Linked DNA regions of Homo sapiens: region 2 is linked to region 1. A link is an interaction called in ENCODE POLR2A ChIA-PET data of the cell type or tissue named here. Cell type or tissue: Panc1. All regions are shown on one strand. Links, peaks and the distances in the headings refer to the core of each region. The heading gives the core; the rest is flanking DNA.

Evidence for each region. ChIA-PET counts read pairs that join two places held together with the same protein. Peaks named below come from ENCODE experiments on the same cell type or tissue, not always from the same donor. Only the 100,000 strongest peaks of a DNase experiment are listed, where the experiment ranks them.
Region 2: POLR2A ChIA-PET joins it to region 1 with 5 read pairs; 4 of 35 experiments call an interaction of 5 or more read pairs at or near these places.

Annotation. Positions count from the first base shown.
Region 1 is chr1:15,805,830-15,811,202 of GRCh38, forward strand. UQCRHL (ubiquinol-cytochrome c reductase hinge protein like) reads right to left here and starts at 1,820. Exons shown (of 1, transcript NM_001089591.2): 1 at 1,545-1,820. The coding sequence starts at 1,820. The coding sequence ends at 1,545. In Panc1, for the core only: no CTCF peak of the experiment used is centred there; no DNase peak of the experiment used is centred there; H3K27ac peaks cover 2,013 bases.
Region 2 is chr1:15,690,330-15,695,702 of GRCh38, forward strand. The region is part of intron 1 of PLEKHM2 (pleckstrin homology and RUN domain containing M2); the gene reads left to right. Among named protein-coding and RNA genes, the nearest start is that of PLEKHM2, 8.7 kb to the left of the region's middle. In Panc1, for the core only: no CTCF peak of the experiment used is centred there; no DNase peak of the experiment used is centred there.

The DNA of each region.
Region 1 (5,373 bases), core at 126-5,125:
ACAACAAAAAAAAACTCCCTTAAGGTGATGCTCCTGCGGCCAGAGTTGAGAGCCTCTTTTTTCTTTTCTTTTTTTTTTTTTTTTGCTCTCTGTTGCCCAGGCTGGAGTGCAGTGGCACAATCTCAGCTCACTGCAAGCTCCGCCTCCTGCGTTCACGCCATTCTCTTGCCTCAACCTCCCGAGTAGCTGGGACTACAGGCACCCACCACCACACCCGGCTAATTTTTTGTATTTTTAGTAGAGACGGGGTTTCACCGTGTTAGCCAGGATGGTCTCGATCTCCTGACCTCGTGATCTGCCCGCCTCGGACTCCCAAAGTGCTGAGATTACAGGCATGAGCCACCGTGCCCAGCCTGAGATTCTGTTTTAAGATGGCTTTTGATTTATTTTGATGGAGGTAATGTATCAATTTTTTTCCTTTATGGTCTTTATTTATTTATTTATTTATTGAGGCGGGGTCTCATTCTGTCACCCAGGTTGGAGTGCAGTAGCGAGATTTCTGCTCAATCGATCCTCCCACCTCACCCTCCTGGGTAGCTGGGATCACAGGCACATGCCACCGCACCCAGCTAATTTTTTGTATTTTTGGTAGAGACAGGGTTTCATGTTGCTCAGGTGATCCTCCTGCCTTAGACTCCCAAAGTGCTGGGATTACAGGCATGAGCCATCAAGCCCGGCCTGCATTTCCTTTTATCTTAAGAAACTTCTCTTCGGTTGGGCGAGGTGGTTCATGCCTGTAATCCCAGCATTTGGGAGGTTGAGGCAGGCGGGTCACCTGAGGTCAGGAGTTGGAGACCAGCCTGGCCAACATGGTGAAACCCCGTCTTTACTAAAAATACAAAAATTAGCAGGGCAAGGTGGCGGGCGCCTGTAGTCTCGGCTACTCGGGAGGCTGAGGCAGGAGAATCACTTGAACGCAGCAGGCAGAGGTTGCAGTGAGCCGAGGAGACGCCACTGCACTCCAGCCTGGGTGACAGAGTGAGACTCCATCTCATAAAAAAAAAAAGAAACTTCTCTTGTCTGTTTGTGGCTCGTACCCATAATCCCAACACTTTGAGAGGCTAAGGCAGGCGGATCATCTGAGCCCAGGAGTTTGAGACCAGCCTGGGCAACATAGCAAGACTTCATCTCAGAAAAAATTAAAAATGAATAAGTAAATTGTTTAAAAAAAGAAAAAAAAAATTTTTTTTGAGACAGAGTATTGCTATGTCACCCAGACTGGAGTGCAGTGGCATAATCTCAGCTCACTGCAACCTCCACCTCCTGGCGTCAAGGGATTCTCCTGCCTCAGCCTCCCACGTAGCTGTGATTACAGGCATGTACCACCACACCCGGCTAATTTTTTTTTTTTTTTGCAGATCACAGAACTTTTATTTAGATGGAATCACTGCGAATTACATAGAAGCTACCAGCCTAAGCCAAAACCCACGAGGTTCATGTGAACTTACAGTTACACAAATAAGAAACAAATGGTACATCCGAAACCATAAGGAAATATTCTGATGCCCAGATGATGAAGGCTGGGGTGAATTAAGTCCACACATTTATTTCAAGTTGTTAAAGAGTTTGTGGGCCACGCAATGGTCCTTTGCATGCAAGAAGTCAAAGAGCTCCTCCGTGCAATCCTCTTCTGTATGTGATCGAGAGGATACATGCTCATCATAGAGCTCTAGCCGCTCCCGGGCCTTTACACATTTCTCCAACTGCTCGCATTGCTCTCTCACTGTTGTTAGGGGATCCACTAATTCCTCCTCTTCCTCTTCCTCCTCCTCAGGATCTCCGGATTCGGTAAGCATCTTTTGCTCGTCCTCCAGTCCCATGTCTGGCTACGGTTCTAGATTTAACACGAGCAGCAACAGCGGCACCTCAATTTTTGTATTTTTAGTAGAGATGGGGTTTCACCATGTTGGCCAGGCTGGTCTCAAACTCTTGGCCACAGGTGCTCCGCCACTGAAAGTGCTGGGATTACAGGTGTGAGCCACCGTTCCCGGCCAGAAACTTCTCTTTATCCTGAGCTCTTAACAATCATCTCCTATAATTTCCTGAAAGTATTAAAGTGTCACTTTCAGCTGGGCGAGGTGGCTCAAGCCTGTAGTCCCAGCACTTTGGGAGGCCGAGGAGGGCGGATCACTTGAATCCAGAAGTTCAAGATCAGGCTGGGCAACATGGTGAAACCGCATCTCTACCAAAAATACAAAAATTAGTCAGGTGTGGTGGTGGGCCCCTGTAGTCCCAGCTATTTGGGAGGCTGATGTGGGAGGATAGTTTGAGCCTGGGAGGCAGAGATCACAGTGAGCAGAGATCATGTCACTGTACTCCAGTCTGGGTGACAGAGAGAGACCCTGTCTTAAAATAAAATAAAATAAAAAATAAAGTGTTGCTTTCATATTTAATATCTTGACTTTTTTTTTTTTTTTGAGCTGGAGTCTCGCTCTGTCACCTGGCTGGAGAGCAGTGGTGCGATCTTGGCTCACTGCAACCTCTACCTCCCAGGTTCAAGCGATCCTCCTGTCTCAGCCTCCCAAGTTTGCTCACTAGTTCATCCTTTGCCCCCAGTCAGCAAAGTCATGTGTGTGGTGCCTCAAGTTTCCGTAGTGGTGTGGATCTGCAGTGGGGCTGCTTTTCCTGACCTATTGGCCAGGCTTACCTTTCTGTAATTAATTGTTTGTTTGTTTTTTGAGACAGAGTCTTGCTCTGTCACCCCGGCTGGAGTTTAGTGGCGTGTTCTCGGCTCACTGCAACCTCCACCTTCCAGACTCAAGCGATTCTTGTGCCTCACCCTTCCGAGTACCTGAGACTACAGGCATGCGCCACCACGCCCAGCTAATGTTTTGTATTTTTAGTAGATACAGGGTTTCACCATGTTTGACCAGGCTGGTCTCAAACTCCTGAGCTCAGGCAATCTGCCCGCCTTGGCCTCCCAAAGTGCCAGGATTACAGGCGTGAGGCACTGCACCTGGCCACCTTTCTGTAATTAATACTGATAGTTTGTGTAATACATTTTATTTTTCCATGGAAAACACGCACACACACACGCACGCACACTACTGTCAAGAAAAACTCTGAGGCTCATTCACCCAGATTTGTGATTGTTAACTGGTGTTAAAATGATGTCACCTGGAGGCTTTTTTGAATTTATCAGGACTCACACTTAATGCAAAAGGAAGAAAGCTCTCTCAGGTGAGACAGCCATGGAGTGGGAGGGTGCAGGAGGAGGCCAACATCATCAGCAAGGATCCCCTGCAAACATGCCGCCCAGGAGGCAAGGCCTGTTTGGCATGTAGACCAGTCCTAGTCCACAGGTAAACATTCCATGCACTGGGGCAGAGGGGACTTGAGGAATTTATTTACTTCTTTATTGGATGGAGGAGGGTGGTGAGGGAAGAATGGGAAGTATTTGGTTCACCCCTGCCATTTATCCTGGGATTCCTGGCATCTGAGGAATCTGCATCCATACTGATTTGTTGACTCTGATTCTTTCTGTTTTTGTTTTGTTTTGTTTTTGAGACAGAGTCTCACTCTGTTGCCCAGGCTGGAGTGCAGTGGCACGATCTCCGCTCACTGCAACCTCTGCCTCCCGGATTCAAGTGATTCTCCTACCTTAGCCTCCCGAGTAGCTGGAATTACAGGCATGCACCACCATGCCCGGCTAATTTTTGTATTTTTAGTAAAGACGGGGTTTTGCCATGTTGTCCAGGCTGGTCTGGAATTCCTGACCTCAAGTGATCCACCCGCCTCGGCCTCCCAAAGTGCTGGGATTATAGGCGTGAGCCACCGCACCTGACTGACCCTGATTCTTTCTCCAGGGCCAAAATCGGCCTTTGCACAACAGAGGGTTTTTTTAATTTAATTTTTTTTTTTTTGAGACAAGGTCTTGCTGTGTCACACAGGCTGGAGTGCAGTGGCACAATCATGGCTCAAGTGATCCTCCCACCTCGGTCTCCCGAGTAGCTGGGACTAGAGGTACATACCACCACACCTCGCTAATTAAAAGAAAATATTTTTAGCAACGGGGATCTCACTATGTTGTCCAGGCTGGTCTCAAACTCCTGGGATCAAGTGAACCTCCTATTTCAGCCTCTCAAAGTGCTGGGATCATAGTCATGAGCCACTGCACCTGGCTTGGTTTTTAGACACGTGACTGTTTAGTGAAAACACGGCACTAGGCTTTTTGAAGCTAAATGACCTGGGTTTGAATGCTAGCTTTGCCAACCTTAATGACTTAGTTTAAATCTCAGTTTCCTCCCTAATGTGAGGATAACACTGCCTGCATCAAAGAGTTCTAACAAGCTGAAGTATTGGAAAGGGCTTTGTTAGCTGCAATGCTCCTGCCAAATGTTCTTCATAGCCTTTCCTAAGAGGAGGAAAAAAGAGAGATTTAAGTTTTGTAATTTGGTTGCCCTAAATAACAATGGGCAAGAGCTAAATCACAAGGCATAAGTGGCAGTGGACACAAGTTCGTTGGAAACATTCCCCAACATTTTTAGCCAAAAAGTTGTTCAGTTCTCTGTGTTCTCCCTCTTCTGCAACCTACACCCAGCCAAGGGCTGACTCAGTTTTAAGGGAGAAGTAGCATGAATTCAACAACATTGCATTCAGCATCCTCTATTCCTGCACTGAGCCTCTATTCTTTAGGTAAGGAGAGCCCCAGAATGAGAGGTCTTCAAAAGATGAAATCAGAAGTTGTCAGAGGCTGGGTGTGGTGGCTAACACTTGTAATCCCAGCACTCTGGGAGGCTGAGGCAGGTGGATCACTTGAGCGCGGGAATTTGAGACCAGCTTGGGCAACACGGTGAAACCCTGTCTCTATGAAAAATACAAAAATTAGCTGGGTGTGGTGGCATGCACCTGTAGTCTCAGCTGCTCGGGAGGCTGAGGTGAGAGGATCGCTTGAGTAGGGGAAGCAGAGGTTGCAGTGAGCCAAGAGTGAGTCACTGCACTCCAGCCTGGGTGACATAGCAAGACCCTATTTCAAAAGAAAAAAAAAGTTATCAGAGATTCATAAAGGGGATTCAGACATTAGGTGAGAAGTTTGGATGAGATAAACACTAAAATCTCTTCGAACTCCAAAATTCTATACAAAAGAGTTCCTCTCAAAGTGTATCATCTAGTGGGGAAGATAAAACCTGAACAGGCCGGGCCCGGTGGCTCATGCCTGTAATCCCAGCACTTTGGGAGGCTGAGGCAGGCAGATCACGAGGTCAGGAGATCGAGACCATCCTGGCTAACACGGTGAAACCCCATCTCCACTAAAAATACAAAAAATTAGCCGAGTGTGGTAGCGGGTGCCTGTAGTGCCAGGTACTCTGGAGGCTGAGGCAGAAGAATGGCGTGAACCTGGGAGGCGGAGCTTGCAGTGAGCCGAGATCGTGC
Region 2 (5,373 bases), core at 72-5,071, 120 kb before region 1:
TACAGTCGTGAGCCACTGCCTCCGGCTTCAGTGAGAGTCTTATACTACACTGCTGTTTCTTCAAGCTCCAACTTTTTCTTAAAAGGCCACATGGCAAATATTTTCAGGCCGTATAGTCTTTGTTGAAACTGCTCAGTTCTGCTCAAAAGCAACCAAATGTGTATGAGTGTGGCTTTGTTCCAATAAAACTTTATTTACAAAAATAGGTATCAGGCTGGTTTTAGCCCACAGGCAGTAGTTCGCATACGACGCATGTGTTCATATGAAAAAGTCCTTGCCAAGGTAGGCCAGGGATTACTTCCAGAGAAGTTGGTGCACCAGTGCTATAGTTAACCAAATCTCTATTGTAGCTGTGTTTTTGCACATTAGGCTTGTGGAGTGAATGTGGACACTTGTAAATCCCATCATGTGTCCCTGTATTCAGTTATTCAAAACTATTTAGTGAGCACCTTCCCTAGAACCTCACCATCATAGGCCCTAGGAAGGTTCATATGAACAGGCAGATGAGTATCTGCCCTCATGGAGCTGACATTCTAGAAGAAAAAGAAGGTGATAAATTCGTAGACAAATACAGAGATGATTTCAGATCATGGTAAGCATTATGAAGGCATTAAAGCAATGTGATAAAGAATTGGCAGGGAGGTTTGCTTTGGAGACGATCAGGGAAGATTCCCTAAGGCAATGACATTGCATCCTGCAAGGGACACTGAGTAGGATAAGAGAATGAAAAATGATTCTTTTTGTGTGTGTGTTTGTTTGAGACAGGGTTTCACTCTGTGGCCCAGGCTGGAGTACAGTGGCACCATCATGGCTCACTGTAGCCTTCAACTCCTGGGATCAAGCGATTCTCCCGCCTCAGCCACCTGAGTAGCTGGAACTACAGACATATGCCACCACGTCCAGCTAATTTTTAATTTTTTAGTGTGGAGACAAGGTCTCACTATGTTGCCCAGGTTGGTCTCGAACTCCTGAGCTCAGGTGATCCTCCCACCTCGGCCTGCATAAGTGCTAAGATTACAGGCATGAGCCACTGCACTTGGCCGTAAAATTATTCTAAGAAAATAGTTGTTTTTAAAAACACACAAATAGCTCAGAAGTACATAAAATGAAAAGTAATTGCCCCTGTTCTCCTACCCTTTAAAAGGGATAAATGAATTGTAATAGGGTAACCATCTCTCAGTTCCTGGGTCCTGACAACCTTCTCTCGCCTCAGTCTCCCACCCACTTCGGTTTGGGCAGACAGTGCCTCACCGGCGTCGGCTCTGAGTGAAGTTCTATTTCTGGCCAGGCACACTGCCTTGAGCAGGAGTCTCCCAGTCCCTAGTCGGGATCGGGATTTACTGGCGCTGGTGAATGAGCCACAGCTGTTGTTCAGCCCAGCCTGTCTGTGCAGTTGAAAAGGCTGCCTTGCATGGTGAACTTTTTCTCATTTTTCTACTCCTGAGATAGGTTAGATCTGCAAGTACAAAAAAATTAGCTGGGGGCGGGGAGGCGAGGCAGTGGGCATAGTGGCTCACAACTATAATCCCAGCACTTTGCGGGGCTGAGGTGGGAGGATCACTTGAGTCCAGGAATTCAAGACCAGCCTGTGCAACATAATGAGACCCTGTGTCTTCAAAAATAAAAATAAAAAATTAGGTGGACATGGTGGCACATGCCTATAGTCCCAGCTACTCAGGAGGCTGAGGCAGGAGGGTCACTTGAGCCCAGAAGTTCGAGGCTGCAGTGAGCCAGGATCATGCCATTACACTCCAGCCTGGGTGACAGAGTGAGACCCTGTCTCGGCGGGGGAAAAAAAAAATTAGCTGGGGTAGCTCATTCCTGGAGAGGGACTGGTAGGTAGGTAGATGTAAAAATTGTATTGACTATTTGGTTTAGATCAATAGTTTTGTTCTCTGTGGCTTTACAGAAAAACTCATAAGAGTTTTAAATGTTCTCAAAATCCCTAAGGACCTGAGTCACCAGGACAAAGATTTACATAAAATAGTATCTACACACACGTTACAAACTGAAGTGTTAAGGGTCAGTGTGCCTTCTGCCTGCTCCTCTTCCTCCTTTTCCTAAATTCTCAGTAGCTATTTCCCTTCTTTCCTCTCTCCCAGAGTAAAGGCTGTCTGGTGAGGGCGGGGAGGGACCTGAAGGTCCCTAACCCGGAAACCATGTCGTGCACAGAGGGATCCTGACCCCATGAGTAACTCCACCCAGGCTCAGGAGGAGATACTAGTGGAGAAGTGATAACTGCTTTTTCTGAGCCCTGCCCATTCACTTTTTTCGTTTTTTGGTTTTTTTGTAGAGACTGAGTCTCCCTGTGTTGCTAAGGCTGGTCTTGAACTCCTGGCCTCAAGCCTTCCTCTCACTCCAGCCTCCCAAAGTGTGGGGTTACAGGTGCAAGCCACTGTGTCCATGCCCCATTCACTTTTTCTTTTTTTAATGGAGTTTTGCTCTTGTTACTCAGGCTGGAGCACGGTGGCACGATCTCGGCTCACTGCAACCTCCTTCTCCCTGGTTCAAGTGATTCTCCTGCCTCAGCCTCCCAAGTAGCTGGGATTATAGGCATGCACCACCATGCCCAGATAATTTTGTATTTTTAGTAGAGATGGGGTTTCACCATGTTGGTCAGGCTGGTCTTGAACTCCTGACCTCAAGTGATCCACCTGCCTTGGCCTCCCAAAGTGCTGGGATTATAGGCGCGAGCCACCGTGCCTAGCCACACTTTTTTTTTTTTTTTTGAGACAAAGTCTCTCTCCGTTGCCCAGGCTGTAGGGCAGTGGCGCAATCTCGGCTCACTGCAACCTCCACCTCCTGGGTTCAAGAGATTCTCCTGCCTCAGCCTCCTGAGTAGCTAGGATTACAGGTGCCCACCACCACACCTGGCTAATTTGTGTATTTTTAGTAGGGATGGGGTTTCACCATGTTGGTCAGGCTGGTCTTGAACTCCTGGTCTCAAGTGATCCGCCCGCCTTGGCCTCCCAAAGTGCTGGGATTACAGGCATGAGCCATCTCACCCGGACCCATGCCCGTTCACTTTTAAGATATGGTTCTCCTTTTACGAAATGCTTCTCTGACGTCAGGTTTCTGTTGGAAACCTTGTGACACTGTGTGGTCCTTTCCATCCCATCACAGAACAACCTGGGCTCGCTCTCTCCATGGTTTGGCCATGGCTTAGGCCTATCCAGATTGAAAGGCCCTGTGTGATGATTTGAGGCCAGGCAGAAACTCACTGGGGTTTAACAGAAACAGGTCACCATCTGGCAGCAACAGGCTGTTCAGACGGGGCTGACTGTCTGTGGTCATTCTGCCATTATGGCTAACACTCCGGAGCTTCAGATGGAGCAGTGGTCTCCCTCAGAACTCATCCAGCTGGAGCCCAGTGTGAAAAGAAATTCCCAGCAAAACTAAAATTCTGCTGCCAGCTGACACAAATGTTAGGTCTGGAAACATTGAGTAAGAGGCAGAGTGGTCCACACAAGCCTTAATGTGGAAAGGCAAGAGCTGGTGTTCAGTTCGTGACAGTTGTGGGGAGAAGAAGGTTGGCATTTGCAGGGATTGTGGGGCTCCTGGCTGGGTCATTCCTACCTCAGGAGTCTCCAGTGCCCATCTCAGGCATCAGGATTCACCACCACGGCAGGAGTGTGTTGCTGCTGGAGCTGGCAGTGCCCTTCTGTCCAACGGAAGCAGTAGAGCTTTTCTCATGACAGAAAGCTCTCTGGGTTGCCACCTCTGCTGATAAAACAGGTTTCTTGGCCAGGTGTGGTGGCTCATGTCTGTAATCCCAGCACTTTGGGAGACCCAGGCGGGCAGATCACGAGATCAGGAGTTCGAGACCAGCTTGACCAACATGGTGAAACCCCGTCTCTACTAAAAATACAAAAATTAACTGGGCATGGTGGCACATGCATGTAATCCCATCTCAGGAGGCTGAGGCAGGAGAATCGCTTGAACCCAGGAGGTGGAGGTCGCAGTGAGCCAAGATCGCGCCACTGTACTCTAGCCTGAGCGACAGAGCGAGACTCCATCTCAAAAAAAAAACACAAAAAACAAACAAACAAACAAAAAAACAGGTTTCTAAGCCTGGGATCTGGGAACTGCCATGCAATAGAGAATGAGCAACTCTGGGCCCCGAGCTCTCCTCCTTGAGGGTCTAAACCAGGCAGCAGGGCCGGTTGGTTTGGGTGAAGTCTCCTTTCCAGCCCTATCCTCCTTGGTGTTGCTCATTCCAGGTGCAAACATCCTAGAACTTCCATTTGAGGCAGGTGAATAAGGATGATTTCTGGGAGAGTCCTTTCCGCGGGAGATTAAAGTTTAGGCCATTGATCTATCCGTTATTGAAACCATCCAGGGTCCTGAGAGCTTCTCCTAACCTCTTGCCAGTGAAGCAGGTGGCCCTCTACACAGATATTCTCCTCCATGCTGTGTATTTTGTTTTGTTTTTTTTTTTTGTTTTTTGAGACAGAGTCTCACTCTGTTGCCCAGGCTGGAGGGCAGTGGTGTGATTTCTGCTCACTGCAACCTTCACCTCCTGGGTTCAAGTGATTCTCCTGCCTCAGCCTCCCAAGTAGCTGGGATTACAGGCAGGCACCACCATGTTGGGCTAGTTTTTGTATTTTTAGTAGAGACGGGGTTTCATCATATTGGCCAGGCTGGTCTTGAACTTCTGACATCAAGTGATCCACCTGCCTTGGCCTCCCAAAGTCCTGGGCTTATAGGCATGAGCCACCGCACCTGGCCTCATGCTGTGTACTTGTAATTTATCTTTTCCTCCTTTGCCATAAGTGTCTACAAACATTGCACAAATACATAAGGAAGAAGGTATTAGTTTCTTATAATTCCCTTCCTCCCCAGATAACTGTATTTAACAGTTGGAACTAACAGATTCTGAGAAACCCAATATTATGCGAGTACAAGGAAGGAACTGATGCGTGCTTGAAATACACAAAAATCTCCAAACTTAATTTTTGAGGGTAATCAACCTTCATTGTTCACACTTTTGCTCCAAGTTGTTTTTGGTGTTCACAGACTGCTGAGGCATGAGAGTCCTGAACATGTTGAGAGGAAGGGGAGTAATAAAACCACATGAATCCTTAACATTTAGTTTATTCGGCACCTGTTACATGCCAGGCCCTACAGTTGGCATGTTTACATGTGTTTCCTGGGTCAGTGGCCCATGATGTCGGGGCACTTTGGGTTTTTTGGGGTTTTTTTGGACAGAGTTTCGCTCTTTCACCAGGCTGGAGGACAGTGGCGCCATCTTAGCTCAGTGCAACCTCTGCCTCCCAGGTTCAAATGATTCTCCTGCCTCAGCCTCCCAAGTAGCTGGGATTACAGATGCCCATCACCACGCCTGGCTAATTTTTGTATTTTTAGTAGTGATGG